Regions from separate parts of the Homo sapiens genome. Here region 1 is linked to region 2. Evidence: chromatin loops called from intact Hi-C (ENCODE). Cell type or tissue: B cell. All regions are shown on one strand. Links, peaks and the distances in the headings refer to the core of each region. The heading gives the core; the rest is flanking DNA. Region 1 holds the start of KLF14 (KLF transcription factor 14). Region 2 overlaps MESTIT1 (MEST intronic transcript 1, antisense RNA).

The links. A loop is a pair of places that touch in the nucleus more often than their neighbours do. Peaks named below come from ENCODE experiments on the same cell type or tissue, not always from the same donor. Only the 100,000 strongest peaks of a DNase experiment are listed, where the experiment ranks them.
Region 1: it touches region 2 in a loop (4-fold over the local background); 18 of 110 quality-filtered maps call a loop at or near these places.

The regions. Positions count from the first base shown.
Region 1 is chr7:130,731,800-130,737,173 of GRCh38, reverse strand. It overlaps KLF14 (KLF transcription factor 14), which reads left to right and starts at 2,967. Exons shown (of 1, transcript NM_138693.4): 1 at 2,967-5,374. The coding sequence starts at 3,141. The coding sequence ends at 4,112. It overlaps LOC105375508 (a long non-coding RNA gene), which reads right to left and starts at 2,910. Exons shown (of 4, transcript XR_927978.3): 1 at 2,792-2,910; 2 at 205-253. RefSeq lists silencers at 3,154-3,233, 3,304-3,463 and an enhancer at 3,359-3,896. In B cell, for the core only: a CTCF peak has its summit at 3,368 (motif pointing left); DNase peaks (open chromatin) are centred at 2,863 and 3,283; H3K4me3 peaks cover 2,045 bases; H3K27ac peaks cover 437 bases; H3K27me3 peaks cover 2,732 bases.
Region 2 is chr7:130,483,585-130,488,958 of GRCh38, reverse strand. MESTIT1 (MEST intronic transcript 1, antisense RNA) reads left to right here. Exons shown (of 2, transcript NR_004382.2): 2 at 1-2,917. It also overlaps a transcript of MEST not described here. Among named protein-coding and RNA genes, the nearest start is that of MESTIT1, 4.7 kb to the left of the region's middle. RefSeq lists a silencer at 1,793-2,012 and an enhancer at 2,100-2,149. In B cell, for the core only: CTCF peaks have their summits at 2,567 and 2,768 (motif pointing left); a DNase peak (open chromatin) is centred at 2,628; H3K4me3 peaks cover 1,156 bases; H3K27me3 peaks cover 559 bases.

The sequences.
Region 1 (5,374 bases), core at 186-5,185, 250 kb before region 2:
GGCATTACATATTAATAGGGACACGAAGGACTGTTCAGTAAATCGGGTTACCACACGCCTTCCATATGGGGGTTGGGGGAAAGGGAGGAGTAAAATTATTGAATTCCTACTTTACACCATTCAAAAAAAATAAGTCCCAGATAGATCAATCTCGTGTGGAAAGCAAAACTTTAAAACATTAAGGAAGAAGACATAAGAGGCTACCTTTATGCATCAGGTATGGAGAGGTTTCTTTAATAATCCACAAATGACACTATAAAGAAAGAGATCAATGAATATGAGTACATTTTAAATTGTCTATAGTACAAAAGACATCAAAAGCAGTTAAAAGACAAGCCACAGACTGAGACAATATATTTAATGTTTACACGCATGAATTCCTACAAATCAGGAGGAAAAAAGATAAAACATACACGATCTACTGAAAAAAATGAATGAAGACTGTGAAAAAACAAATCACAGACTTGGAAACCTCAATAACCAACAAACATATGGGGAAAAAATGCTTAACTTTGCTAGCAGTGAGGGAAATTCAAATAAGACAACAAGATACTGTTTTTTAAAATAATCAAATTGGCAGGAATAATAAAAATCTTAATCTAGAAAGTGTTGAAGATCATGTGAGGGAAACGTGAACTGTCACACACTTCTGATGGGTGTGCAAATTGAAGCATTTGGCAGTCTCTCGCAAAACTGAAAATGTGTGTGGAGCCCGGCAATTCCCCATCTAGGTAGATACATAGAGAAATTCTCACATATGTGCAAAGGAAACATGTACAAGTAGTACCAAAATATTGGCAGCAGTTTAATATTCATCAATAGGGGAATGAATAAACAGGACACATTTGTATGCATGGATCCACACTATAGCAATTAAAATGAATGAATTGGATCTATATTTATCAACACGAAGAGAAAAAATAAAAACATACCATGAATGAAAAAAATAAGTCCAAGAATAATATGCACAGCCTAATACCATGTTTGTACATTTAAAAAAATCATATAAACCAATATTCTGCATTTTATAGGTTCACATCCAGTTAAATTGTAAAACCCAGACTGGAAAGTTACATACCAAATTCATGTTAGTGTTTGCCTTTGGGGAAAAGGGTGGAGAATGGTATTGGGGGCAGTACAAGGGGACCTTCAATTTTATCAGAAATGTTGAATACTTAATAGATCTGAGGGAGATATAACAAAATGTTAACATATTCATTATATGAGACAGGTATATGGGTGCTTGTAATGTTCTCTCTGCATTTTAAATATCTTCACATTTTTTCTAAATAATAAAATTAAAACAGCTAGTAAATTATTCTATCTGATAGATTTTAATGTGTAGATTAACGAAGAGTTAATCGTCTAGAGGAACTTCAGAAAAATTAACTGTTTTGCAATGGAATCGCCTTAAAAATAATAACACTGACAATATTATTTAAAAACTGCTGAAATGAATAAAGTAGATTCTATAGGTGTCAACCTGGATAGCTGTCAAAATCATATTGAGGGAAAGAAGTTGCAAAATGATATGTATACTAGTGAACCATTTACTTAAAAATTTTAATAAATAAGCATGGAGATATACATATATTTACATGTATAATTAGGTAATACGGGTATCAAAACAAATGCAGATTAAATAGCCACTTTATAATACTAATTACCTAGAAAAGTGAAGAGGGAGAAAGGTGAATGGAACTGGGGAGGGAAACAAAGTGACATTCAACTCTATCTGTAATGTTTAATATAAATAAAAACATGAAACAACTATAACAAAAATTTCACATTTGATTACCCTAGGCAGTAAATACATGAACGTATGTTATTCTTGATACATACGTATTAATTTTCAAAAGAAAAAGTACTGAAGAACTACAAATAAAATGCACACAATTCACTCATATAAAAGCTTGTATACATCAAAAACTAAGATATGACTATTTTTAGAAATTATCCTGTTTGTTTTTCTATGTAGTTTTACATTTTTAAAAAGAAAAACGAGGGAAAAAATGAGAGCAATGAAGACACGTAAAAGAAACCGTACATGCATTTGATTATAAAAAAGGCAAACCTCCACAATCACAAAACACCATATGAGCATTCTATATCATGTGCTGCATTTCCTTACATTTAACTTTCGTCAAAAGCAAATTACAAGATAATGCCTAATTGGAAACGTGACTTTCTATTATTAAAATGGTGGGAGTCCATTTTAATGTGTTTATCTCGCCGCTAGACTATAATTTATATCTCAGCGTTTAAATTTGTTTGGATGCCAGTGACAGGTTAATGCAGTTTAAACATGCATTTTTCTTTCGTTGGCTGAATAGTTAAATCGTTACTCAAAGGATTTTAAGTTTCAATTTCAACCGGGAGAGGATTCTTTGCTTTTCCAAGGTTAAAACTGTTTCTGGTTCGAGATGCTATTAATTAATGGCTACGTAGCGGATCTATTTAGGGAACTGCTCCCGGCCCCGGGTTCACAGTTGACCTGCTCAATGAGAAAACTTTTTTTGCTACAGACTTGGGGATATTTGCAATTTAGTCTGAGAGCGGCGAACGGGGAGTGAAATGGAATTCGAGACCACTTCGCTAACAATCGCAATTATGAACCGAAAGACATGTCAGGTATTAGCAATTTTTTTCCTTAAAAAAAAAAAAAACTTTCTGGGACTCCGCGGGACACCCAGCTGGCGACGGACCAGCGGGCGGCGGGCTGCGGGGAGGGGGGGCGAGGCTGCTGCAACCCAGAAGTTCCGACTGGGGAGTTTCGCTCTGTTACCATTACCTGGCTCGCCGGCAGAAGAAAGAACGCGGAGACAAGATAATTTCTGAGGCTGTTAAACATGACTTAGCCGGGGGCCGCGCGTTCCGAGGGGGTGTCCTGCGGGCCGGGGCGGGTCTCTGCCGCCCCCGCGGGCTCCGGTGCGTCAGGGGCGCGTCAGGCGGGGCGGGCTCCGCGCGGGCGGCGGCGGCAGCGGCGGCTGCGGCGGCGGCGGCGGCAGCAGGCGGCAGGCGGCGAGCACCCGGCCTCCTGCTTCTCGCTCCGAGGCTGCGGGACGGACGCTCCCGGGAACTCCGTCGCCCGCGGCCGGCCGCGTTCGGACGGCGCTCGCCGGCGGCCGGGCGGTCCCAGCATGTCGGCCGCCGTGGCGTGCCTGGACTACTTCGCCGCCGAGTGCCTGGTGTCCATGTCCGCGGGCGCCGTGGTTCACCGCCGCCCGCCGGACCCCGAGGGCGCGGGTGGAGCCGCTGGCTCGGAGGTGGGTGCGGCGCCGCCGGAGTCCGCTCTGCCGGGTCCGGGGCCACCGGGGCCCGCGTCGGTCCCCCAGCTCCCGCAGGTCCCCGCCCCCAGCCCCGGCGCGGGCGGCGCCGCGCCCCACCTGCTGGCTGCAAGCGTCTGGGCGGACTTGCGCGGCAGCTCTGGCGAGGGCTCCTGGGAGAACTCGGGGGAAGCTCCACGCGCCTCGTCCGGCTTCTCCGACCCGATCCCGTGCTCCGTCCAGACCCCGTGCTCCGAGCTGGCTCCCGCCTCCGGCGCCGCGGCGGTCTGCGCTCCCGAGAGCTCCTCCGATGCGCCCGCCGTCCCAAGCGCGCCTGCTGCCCCGGGCGCACCAGCAGCCTCTGGTGGGTTCTCTGGAGGGGCCCTAGGGGCAGGCCCCGCCCCCGCCGCGGATCAGGCGCCCCGGAGGAGGTCTGTCACACCTGCTGCCAAGCGCCACCAATGCCCCTTCCCGGGCTGCACCAAAGCCTATTACAAGTCGTCGCACCTCAAGTCCCACCAGCGCACCCACACGGGTGAGCGCCCTTTCTCCTGCGACTGGCTCGACTGCGACAAGAAGTTTACGCGTTCCGACGAGCTGGCCCGCCACTACAGGACGCACACGGGCGAGAAGCGCTTCTCCTGCCCCCTCTGCCCCAAGCAGTTCTCCCGGAGCGACCACCTGACCAAGCATGCTCGCCGCCACCCAACCTATCATCCAGATATGATCGAGTACCGGGGACGTCGTCGAACTCCCCGCATCGACCCGCCACTCACCAGCGAGGTGGAAAGCTCCGCCTCCGGCTCCGGTCCCGGCCCGGCGCCCAGCTTCACCACCTGCCTGTAGGACAGTCATTGCTGTCAGTCTTACCCTCAAGGATGATCCCCCAGGCCGTTGTCCCTGCTTTCTCTCTGCCCATCCTTCTTTCCCAGAGTCATTACACCAAGGCACAGACTGGTTCCTCTGCTCTGAGGGTGGGTCCAGGCAGACATGTGGACTCTGGGGAGGTACTGGGGGCCGGAAAATAGCGGGAATTCTTGCAACGTGTATATCATCCTAAAAGTGGGGGTTGCCTCAAGACAGCCCCCAGGAACTGATAAGAAGGGATGAACTCCCGTACTCTCCAGAGTACTGAAGATTCTCCCCTCCCTGGAACCAGGGATGTGAAACTGGAATTCTCAGATGCCTGAGGAGCTCCCAGTCTCAAAGGACTCTGGTGTCTCACCCATCCACCAGGGCGGACCTTGGAGAGGGTGTCAGGGGTGGCAGTCTTGGAAATGTCCAGGACTGGGATGGTGAGAGGCCTTTGGAAACAGAAATGATTTCTATTTCTGTAAACAGCAATGTTTACTAATTTATTTTTAGCATCTTTTAAATAGGGATCCCAGGTTGATGGGAGGCTTATGCCCTCCAATCCCCCAATTGCCCCAGCTACCTCTGCTAGGAGAGGCCACATAAGCTCCATGTAGATGTGTGGCTGGGAGATACTTCTTGATGTCTGGGGTGTGAGTCTGTTTGCAGGTCCTGTTGCATGATTTGGAACCCTGCGCTTGCGTCGTAGCCCTTCTCCCCATTTGGATTCCTACTTGAGGATGGTAACTTCCTGGCTCACTCTCACGCTGAGATTGGTTAAACAATTTGAAAACTACCGTAAAGGCACCAGCAAGAAAAGGGTGGTCCAGACTAGTTCCCCCTTCACTCAGAGAGAAAACTCAAGCGACCTTAAGTTTGGGCGGGGCCCGAAACAAGACCGCTCATAACCATTGATAACTTTCAGGGAAATAGAGGCGTGTGGACACAGCTGCCCCACCTTATGTAATCTCAGGAGTGGTAGATTCTGTTAATTTCCTAATGGCTAACTAGGGGGTTATTTCCCTCAGAGTCTGCAGATTTTCGTTTCTGAAACAGGTGAGTTGGTGGGTGGGAGAGGGAAGGGTAACAGACTGGTTTCTTCCAAGGAGCTGGCTGCCTTGGATTTGAGGAAGGAGTAGCAAGGTGATAGCTATTATGAAATAGGAGGAACTTTCTCCTCTGACCATATAGTCCCTCCAAGTTATATCCTCAGGGCCCCTTTCCCGATAAGAAGGAATCAGACATCAACAGTATTT
Region 2 (5,374 bases), core at 201-5,200:
GCACATGTTAACGAAGGGGTTTTGGTTGAGAAACTTACTGAATCAGTAAGACAGGACCCTTAAAAAGGCTACTGTGACTGCAGACTGAGGGGAAGTACCAAAAATAAGCTAATCCTACTCTATTATGCTGGTTAGAACTCACAGAAAGCATTTTATTCTGTTCTACAGAGCAGATACATATTGAAACAGAGACAAATAGGAATGTGTTCAGAGAAGGTCAACTAAATGAATTGCAAACTGAAGGTGTAACAGTTCTCGTATTTTAAGCTCCTACCATGAGCATGGATCTTCACCCAACATATCCCTGATCCTCACAGTAGCCTGGCTAGATGAGTATTTTCACTCACAGATTTCAGAGAGAGATACGGCAGCTCGGAACGCTAAGTGTTAGGATGTGAAGGGGCTGGGAACTGAACGCAGATGTGCCTGGCTCCAAAGTTGGCCTTCTTTCCACTACTCCACACTGCCTCCCTGTTTGAAATAGATGGGCATGTTTGGTTTGAAGAAAAGAAGCCTTGTGGAGTAAGTAGAAGAAGGAAATGTGTTAGCAGTCCTCAAATATTTGTGGAAGCAGCATTAGACATTTTATTCTGTATGGCTCCAATGAGTGCAAATTGTAGAGAAACAGATGTCGATTCAACATAAAGAATTTTCCAACATAGGGGCTGTCTAGAGGGATTGGGTGGCTCAGCCATTTTGGTATGGGACAAATTCTCTGTCCACTGGGGGCTGGGTAACCCTGTGGCAGGTATGCGAGCTCTGCATGTAAGACAATGAATGACCTGCAAGGTCTTTTCCCATCTGATGTAAAATAAGGCTCCAAGATGAACTGGAACTTGGCCAGGGTGATCCTCTACTGAGGGGACAAATTCACAGCTCAGTCTTCCCTAGTTATGTCCCTCAGCCCAGAACCCTTGGTACAACATGCTGCTTTGTACTGAGGGCAAGGCAAATTGAAGACATTATCATCAATAAAATCACATCGAGCCCGCTCTCAACCAAATTAACCAATGTGGCCGGGCGCAGTGGCTCATGCCTGTAATCCCAGCACTTTGAGGCTGAAGCAGGCGGATCACTTCAGGTCAGGAGTTCGAGACCAGCCTGGCCAACATGGTGAAACCCCGTCTCTACCAAAAATACAAAAATTAGCCATGTGTAGTGGTGTGTGCCTGTAGTCCCAGCTACTTGGGAGGCTGAGGCAGGAGAATAGCTTGAGTCCCGGAGGCAGAAGTTGCAGTGAGATGAGATGGCGTCACTGCACTCCAGCCTGGGTGACAGAGCGAGACTTCATCTCAAAAACAAAACCAAACAAAAACAAATTAACCAATATATCCCTGAAGCTACTGGTGTGTTCCTCTTCAGGCCCATTTTTGAGTAAAAGTGTTTGGCTGTAAAAAGCTCAAAAGATGAGTGGCAGACGAGGGAAGCAGTGGAACTGAATAATCTCTTACCCAAATAAGATGAACCTAAATGACAGATGGTTGTTTCTCCAGGTGACAGTATTAGTGGGCACCCCTAAACTATCTTCACACACCCTCTGCATTACTCCACACATCCCATTATCCCACAGCTGGTACTTCTTCACCAGGTACTCCTGCCCCACTATCCCACACCTAGAGGACATTTTATCCACTCAAACAGATAAATAGGCTGAAGGATTCTAATTAAGTAATAGAATCTTGCATTTTTATAGCTCTTTACCCTTTCACATATATCATCTCATTTGTCACTCACCACAGTCCCCTAAGGAAAACAGCTACTTTCTTTCAGACAGGCAATTTTCTAGCTGCCTGGGAGCTAGGAGGAGGAAAGGGCTTCAGCACAGGCACAGTCGCTCTTTCTCGCTTTTTTTTTTTTTTCCTGTTACTACCTTCCCACATTAGATTATGCCTCCAGCCAGAATGAGTCAACCAGGAGCAGGTGCTTCCGTTTTCCTCGACTGCTCTCCTCACCTCACACCTTCTTCAGCTGTCCCCCTCCCTGAACCAGGCCCCCAGCCGCGCCACCACTGCCGCTCTCCGCCCTGGTGACCCCAGCGCCTGGACCTGGACCGACACCTGCAGCTCCGACCCGGAACAGCCACGCCCTCTACCACTCGGTCACACCCGTGTGCCTGCGACCTTTCCAACCTCCAAGGCTGGCTGTCCCACAAGTAGGAAGGCGCAGCCTCCCAAGAAATCGAGTCCCCACGCCCAGGAGGGCGGGTGGAGCCAGCTAACGGAATGACTAAACTCTGTCGCGGGGGTCAAGCCTCGGCGAGGGTTGTGTGACTTTTGTGTTCTCTACGACCCCGAGGTGCTGGGAGGCGACGACCGAGGCTCTCGCCCACGTGGCCCTCTTCTGGACCGGCGGCGGCGCACCTCGTATGGGCACCCACGCGCCCCGGGAGCCCTCCCCTCGCCAGCACAGCCTCACGCCTCCTGGGCCACGCGCACTTACCTGCCCCTAGGACTGGTGTGGCCCACGCACACGAGCCACACCCCCAAGGAGGGCTAGTCCCACTCCTGGAGCGGGCTGCGAGGGTGCACGGGGAGGCTCCACTCCTTCCCCGCCCGCCTCTTACCTGATTCAGGTAAGACCTTGCCTACAGGACTCCATGTTTCGGAGAACCGGTTGCGCATGCGCTTCCTGAGGCCAGAGGTTCTCGGCCTTCACCCTGTTCCCAGGGAGGACCCGGCCACGAATACGCGGCTCGGGGCTAGAGCGTCGCCAGGTCCGCGCACAAGCCCATCGCCCCCGAGCCCAGCATGTGCTGCCGCCTTCTCCCTGCCAGGCGTCAGCGCCACCTATTGCAAAGGGTATGAAATGGCAGGCCGTGGCTTCGACAATAGCCTCCGGCATTGGATAAAGAGAATAAAATTGTATTCGGCCTGATCTGAGTACTTTTACATAATAAAAGTGAAGGCCAAAGAAGTGACATTTTGATAGTTATTAACTACCTAGAGATCTTCGGCGAGCCTTCCGTATTTCAGCCCTTCCCCTAATTTCGCAATTACCCTAAAGATGGTGTCCATCGCCAGCCCTCTCTCTACCCCGTGCTCTCGATCCTTATATTTGCTGCTTTCTGCTGTTCACATGGCGAACACAGGCATCACATACTCAACAAGGGCCAGGTGAAATTCACTACCCTTTCTCACCTCCTCTTTCCCACACTACAAACTGACCCCTGTCCTAAGAACTGACGCTTCCTTCTCTAGTCTGTATCTTGGTTAACGCACTTCTGTCCACCCCTGTCTCCCACACACTGTCACCAACCCCTGTGGAACAGTGGAATGAGACCAAGGGGTCGGGTACCCTTAGATACAGATCCCAACAAGTTCCCTCCTCCCCATCCTTTTCATCTTACCTCCCAAGGGTCTCTTGAGTTCAGCTTGCTCCCCTCCATTCCTAATGCCATTTGCCCTTGTTCGGGGCATTATTTCTCACCTGGACTACTGCCTCCTAATTGGCTTCCAAGTCTCCACCATCACACATTTCTGGTCCATCATTCACAAACCTGCCAAAGTGATTTTTCTAAAATGCAAATCTGATCACATCTCTCTTATAAAACTCTTTACTGACACCCTATTGCTGGTGCTAAATTCAAGCTCTTCAGCTCCGCATGCAAAACACTTCAAAATCTGGTCCTTGCCTTGACTTCCTCTAGAATCTTCTATCTTACCACCTCCATCTTACCCACCCCCACCAAAACCTCATGATCTGACCAAACATTACTAATTATAGTTCCTCCCAAAACACCATGCAGTTTCCTTTCTCCGTGCCTTTACACATGTTCTCCAGGACCAGCTATGTCCTGTCCCACTTGGGCTACCTAAAAAATTCCTCCTCGTTCTTTAAAAATCAATGTAATTTTCACATCCTCTTGCAAGCCTTCCATGAAACTTTCCTATGGAAATGATCCCTCCCTCCTCTGTGCTTTCTCTGTCCCTCTGTTGCCTTATCACATTGTTTTGTGATGATGTTTGCAGACCTGTCTTGTCTCTCCTACCACAGAGCTGAGCTTCTTGAGGACAAGGACAGCATCTTACTCATTTCTATGTCCCTTTTGCCAACCCAACATTTTAATTTTCTTTTTATAGACAAGAGATCTCACCCTGTCTCCCAGGCTGGAGTGCAGTGGTGCGATCATAGCTTGCTGCAGCCTCAAACTCCTGAGCTCAAGAAATCCTCCTGCTTCAGCCTCTCAAATAGCTGGTATTACAGGCATGCACCGTCATGCCCAGCTCAACCCAACATTTTATAATAATGATGATAAGAATGAATAACAGCAAATATTTGTTAATCGCTTTGTGCCAGACTCTGTGCTGAATTTCTCATATGTACATTTTTAACTTCTGATGATTACCCTATAAAGAACTATTATTATCCTAATTTTACTAATGAGAAAACAGGCTTTGAAAGATTAAGGAGCTTGCCCATGGTCACAGAGCTGGTAAATTGTGGAATCAAGATTTAAATCCAGATCTATCTGCTCATGTTTATCTATTCATCAGTTTGGTAGAACTAAAATATTTGAAAAACCACTAGTCATTTTTTAAAGTATTAATGCTTACAGAGTTAATTTATCTTTTAAAGGGAAAACACATAGCTATTCTACTCTAGTGGATGGAAATAGAGTGTTCTAATTTAAACTAATGGTATAGAAAGCCAAATAAATACTCTTGATGTCAGGCTAAATGAGAAAATGATCCTACTTTTATCCCATGTAATCTGTTCTTATTATATGAATGTTACGAGTATTTTTGCTTAGAGATTGATATATTACAAGCCAGTAATAGATTTTTCTTAAAAACTCCTTTTGAAGAAGAGAGATCTAAATTGAAAGACAACCATAGAATGTTTAATGAGTTGTGAGAGATGAAGATACCAAGATATTGTGAGGGACGTGTGAGGTCTAAATGAGTTAATATGTGTAAAGCACTTGGTGGGGTGCCTGGCACACAAGAAGCACTGTATTATTGCTGCCGCTGTTCTTATTAAGAACTTCAAGTAGCTTGCAATCCAGTGGTAGAGATAAACGCATAAGCTGACAACAAGTAATGTGATAAATGATGTAATTTAGCTATGATCAAAATTCTGTGGGCATTCCAAGGGGACAGGGTCTGCCAGGGAATAGGGAGAGTGGCAGGAAAACAAGATGGCACCCAGAGATCCCACAGCTGCAGAGTGAGCACGTTGCTAGAACTAGAGCAACGCAACCTTTTTCAGAAACACTTTATTTGTTGGTAAATCTTTTACTACTAAAGGCTTTACTTCTTAGAATCCACAATGTTTAAAGTTTCCACAGTTTCAAGCACTCCTTTGCCTCTGGTGGTTGGGGGAAGGGGGCCACTGGGCAGAAGGGCAAGGCTTTCACCAAGATGATATGAGAATG